Linked DNA regions of Homo sapiens: region 2 is linked to region 1. A link is a loop called in an ENCODE intact Hi-C map of the cell type or tissue named here. Cell type or tissue: GM12878. All regions are shown on one strand.

Region 1 (2,500 bases):
TTCCTGTCCTCTTCACTCTAAGAATGAGAAAGTGGGAATGTCACTGGAGAGGAGGGGGCAGATTTGCACACGGCATGGGCAGCTTTCTGGGCCAAAGTGTTTCTTCCTGTGGTTTGATGGAGAATCTGCACGTCACAGAGGACACGATCATGGCGTTTGCGTTCCACTTACCTGGTACGTCAGCTCCTTGACCCTCCGCTCATACTTCCTCAGGCCCTTAACAGACTCTGTGTTCTTCTTCTGCTCTCCCTCAAGTTCAAACTCCAGCTCTCGGATCTGGGGGAGAGGGTGGGGAAATTAGTCTGGGGCTGCAGCGTGATTGGGAGGCTGGAAAGCTCAGCGCAGGCGGGGTTCCTCCTGCACACACCCTGGTCTCCAGTTTCTGGATCTGCTTCTTCCCGCCCTTCAGCGCCAGCTGCTCGGCCTCATCTAGACGATGCTGCAGGTCCTTCACCGTCTGTTCCAGGTTCTTCTTCATCCGCTCAAGGTGGGCGCTGGTGTCCTGCTCCTTCTTCAGCTCCTCCGCCATCATGGCAGCCTGAAAAGCACATGGGACTTGCTAGGATGCAGAGGAAGCTCCAGTGCCTTGGAACTGTCAAAACCTGGGGACCTCGGAGGACCAGAGACCATGCTAAAGAAAAAGGACAGGCCAGGCGCGGTGGCTCACGTCTGTAATCCCAGCACTTTGGGAGGCCAAGGCGGGTGGATCACCTGAGGTCAGGAGTTCAAGACCAGCCTGCTCAACATGGTGAAAGCCCATCTCTACTAAAAATACAAAAAATTAGCTGGGCGTGGTGGCAGATGCCCGTATTCCCAGCTACTCCGGAGGCTGAGGCAGGAGAGTTGCTTGAACCCAGGAGGAGGAGGTTGCAGTGAGCCGAGATCTCGCCATTGCACTCCAGCCTGGTCAATAAGAGTGAAACTCCATCTCGGGGGTGGGGGAAGAAAGAAAGAAAGAAAAAGGACAACGGGTGAGACTGTGATGAAGCACACTCTGCCACCCTGGAAGAGGGCCAGAGCTACACCCAGTAGATAAAATAACCTAATCAATGAGGCAATGAGAACTTTAGCGACAGGCTGGGAAACAGTTTCTTCCCTTTCTTAAGCTGGCCTCCTTTGAAACTCTCCCCTGCCCCAGGGAAATTCTTTTTTCATTACCACCAATATATATTTTCAAAGGAGCTTGAGACTTAGAGTAGTCTGACTTGATACTCAGCCTCATAGATTTGGGGATAGTGAGATTAAGGGAAGGCCTCTGGAGAATTAAGGCTGTACAGGAACAACAAAATCGCTTCGAGGTAAAGTTCTCCCGCCAGGCAGCAGGTGGCGCCATTAGCGCGGTGGGCCGCCGGGAGAAAGCCTCGGAGACCCAGGAAGGGAAAAATGTGTGGGATATTAACACCTCAGGTTCTTGTTTTCATATTTGGAATAAGTCAGATGTTGAAGGAAAGACATGCACACCTCTCCACAGGCAGAACTACTAGGATATAATCCCTTCCTGCCTTTTTTTCTTATGCCCTTCTTCTAAAGTGCAGGAGGGAACAGGGGAGTTTGAGCGGAGATGGGAGCCCTCGGGGAGCAGAATGTGCACCAGGTGTGGCTGGGGGAGACCGCACCTGTCTAACTATGTGAGGGCTTTAATGCAATGCAATCCCGGCAGCCCGAGGGCAGCAGGAAGGAGACGCCTTACGTCCGTGATGGCCTTCTTGGCCTTCTCCTCAGCGTTCCTTGCATCCCTGCTGGCATCTTCTACCTCACTCTGGAGCTGCATGAGGTCTGTCTCCAGCTTCTTCTTGGTGTGGATGAGGCTGGTGTTCTAGGGCAAGAGGAGGGCTGTTAACCAGGTGCGTATGAGGCTGGAACCTCGCCTCTCTTCCTCTCCCTCCCCTCACCTGGGTATGCAGCAGCTGCACCCTCTCGTTGGAGTCCAGGAGCTCCTGTTCCGCCAGTTTCCGGGCCCTCTCCGTCTGCTCCAGAGTAGCCCGCAGCTCCTCCACCTCGGCCTGCAGCAGGTTGGCTCTGCGCTCCACAATCGCCAGCTGCTCCTTCAGGTCCTCCTGGCCCCGGAGGGCATCATCCAGGTGGAGCTGCGTATCCTAGCCAGAGAAAAACGAACATTCTATTTGAAGTTGAGGCGTTAGGACCACGAGCCTCATCTGCATCTCTGAGTTTTGTTTGTTTGTTTGTTTGTTTTTGTTTTGTTTTGTTTTGTTTGTTTTGAGACAGGGTCTTGTTCTGTCACCCAAGCTGGTGTGCAGTTGCGTGATCTCAGCTCACTGTAACCTCTGCCTCCTGGAAAGCAATCCTCCCATCTCAGCCTCCCAAGTAGCTGAGACCACAGGCTTGTGCCACCATGCCTAGCTAATTTTTATTTTTTTTGTAGAGATAAGGTTTTGCTATATTGCCCAGGCTGGTATCAAACTCCTGGGCTCAAGTGAGCCTCTTGCCTCAGTCTCCCAGAGCGCTGGGACTACAGGCGTGCACCACTGTGCCCAGCCTA
Region 2 (2,500 bases), 110 kb after region 1:
GACAGAGTTTCGCTCTTGCTGTCCAGCCTGGAATGCAATGGCAGGATCTTGGCTCACTGCAACCTCCACCTCCTGGGTTCAAGCGATTCTCCTGCCTCAGCCTCCCGAGAAGCTGGGATTACAGGCATGCGCCACCACACCCAGCTAATTTTTTTGTATTTTTAATAGAGATGGGGTTTCTCCATGTTGGTCAAGCTGGTCTTGAACTCCTAACCTTAGGTGATCCGCCCACCTCGGCCTCCCAAAGTGCTGGGATTACAGGCGTGAGCCACCGCACTTGGCTGGAAATTCTTAGTTTTAATCTCGCAATAATTGTTCTGTGTGTATGTGTGTTGTTCATGCTCCTAGACTATGCCACAAATTTCAGAAGGTAAGGACTATAACCTGTTAATTTTTTCTTCTCTCCAGTAGCACCTGACATACCTGGATATAAACAATATCCAAGGTGAGTGGGGATACAATGAAATGTTGTAGGAATATTGGGTTTGGTGGTGGGGGATGTAATAGGTAGCGTCTTGAATTTACTGAGTTAGGCAGTATTCTAATCACTTCATATATATTAACTCGTCTTGTGCCCACAACAGATCTATTAGGTAGATAGTACTATCATCCCCATTTTATGGATAGAGAAACAAAGGCATACACTAGCTTTTAAGTACCCTGGTTAAGCAATAAGTGAGTCAGAAATTAGACTTCTTCAAGCTCATGGTGAGGCCTTCTGCAGGTTTATGAAGGGAGTGAGTGAAGTGGGCTCTCTCTCCCATGAGAGTGGAGCATTTAACTCAACAGCTACCCTGTTTCCATGAACTGGAGAGGGTGGAAGGGGTCATCTGTAGACCAGGGGCTCAATTCTCCAAAGGCTGAAGGGGTGATGTTTGAGGTCCTCCTTTGATGCCATTCTTCTTATGTCTTAGCTATTTTAAAGACCAGGAAGATTCTCCACTCATGCCCTTGACTTTTAGAGCCAATTAGATGAAGCTGTATTTGGAGGTAGGAAGAGAAGTTGAGTGACTTTGAAGCCATCTTCTCTCTGATCTTGACTTTCTGATTTTGGCCTGGGCTGTTGGAATTGTATGTGTCCACAAGATGGCGGACTTCTGCTGGGAATGGAGTCGTGCGGGCATGGAACGAAGGAGGGGAGGAGGGAAGAGTGGGCTGTGCCTCCCCTTGGCTCTCCCAGGAAGCCTGTGATGTAGACTTCTGGGTGGGTACGAGGTTGGCATCAGCTGGAGGTGAAGAAGTGCAAACAGAGCTTTACACTTGATCTTAACCAATAGGCGGAGAAGTGATTCAAATAGAACTTTGTACCAGGAAATATTCATCCCCAAACAAGGGTGTTGCAAGAAAAGAGCTAAGCTTTGCTGTGGTGCTGGCAGAGCTTGAAACTGCCACCCCAGTACTCCAGGAAATTCAGATATGCTTGAGAGGAGCAATCACTTCTAATGTAGGCGTACTCTAAAAGTAAATGATGATAACAACTATGAATTGATGAGTATTTACTGTAAGCCCAGCTACGGCCCTTTCACCTCCTGATATCTGAAAGCCACCACAATTTCTGAATTTTTACGTGTAAACTCATACCCACCCTCCTATCCCACAAGACCTGAGCCCCTCCGGTTTCCCTCTCTCACCCATTCAAGTGCTCCTTGTTATCAGTTGCTTAGGGCTGCCTTAGCAAATTATCACCAGCTTGCCTTAAAAGTAGGGGAATTTATTCTTTCACAGTTCTGTAGGCCAGGTACCCAAAGTCAAAGTGTCAGCAGGACTGCACTCCCTCTGAGGGCTCTGGGGTAAAGTCCTTTCTTGCTTTGACAGCTTCCAGTGGCTCCTTGTGGCCACATGACTCCAATCTCTTCACGTTACCTTCTCTGTGTCTGTCCTTCTGCTCTTCTTTTATAAGGCAATGTATCATCAGATTCAGGACCCACTTGGACAATGCAGGATGTCTCATCTTGAGATCCTCAATGTAATGTTTGCAAAGACCCTTTTGCCAAATAAGGTCCCATTCACAGGTCCCAGGGGTTAGGATGTAGACATCTCTTTATGGGAGCCACCATGATCATTGTAGAAACCTGGAAGTTATTCCTGACACCTCATCTTTCCTCCTCTCTCAGTCCACCACTGATTCTGGTGAACTTTTCTGCTCAGTAGTCCCCCATTTTTATTGCTGACACCTGGTCCCAGCGATCAGCATTTCCCCTCTTTGAACACATTAACCTCCTAACTGGCTTCCCACCCTGTTATGGACTGACTTGTGCTCCCCCTGCACTCCCTAGTTCATAAGTTGAGTATTTGGAGATAGGGCCTTTAAGGAGATAATGAAGGCCAATGAGGGAGTAAGGGTCGGGCCCTAATCCCACAGGGCTGGTATCCTTACAGGAAGAGGAAGAGGCTCCAGAGCTGGCTCTCTCCTGGCCCACACAGAGGAAAGGCCATGTGAGGACACAGGGAGAAGAGGGCATTTATAAGCCGGGAAGAGAGGCCTCACCGGCCACCAACC

Evidence for each region. Peaks named below come from ENCODE experiments on the same cell type or tissue, not always from the same donor. Only the 100,000 strongest peaks of a DNase experiment are listed, where the experiment ranks them.
Region 2: it touches region 1 in a loop (2.3-fold over the local background); 10 of 110 quality-filtered maps call a loop at or near these places.

Annotation. Positions count from the first base shown.
Region 1 is chr17:10,629,921-10,632,420 of GRCh38, forward strand. It overlaps MYH3 (myosin heavy chain 3), which reads right to left. Exons shown (of 41, transcript NM_002470.4): 35 at 1,893-2,096; 36 at 1,691-1,816; 37 at 368-538; 38 at 172-276; 39 at 1-17. LOC124903927 (a long non-coding RNA gene) reads left to right here and starts at 712. Exons shown (of 3, transcript XR_007065620.1): 1 at 712-748; 2 at 1,661-1,844. In GM12878, a CTCF peak has its summit at 1,321 (motif pointing right); no DNase peak of the experiment used is centred here.
Region 2 is chr17:10,736,194-10,738,693 of GRCh38, forward strand. The region is part of intron 1 of TMEM220-AS1 (TMEM220 antisense RNA 1); the gene reads left to right. Among named protein-coding and RNA genes, the nearest start is that of TMEM220, 7.4 kb to the left of the region's middle. In GM12878, a CTCF peak has its summit at 1,090 (motif pointing right); no DNase peak of the experiment used is centred here.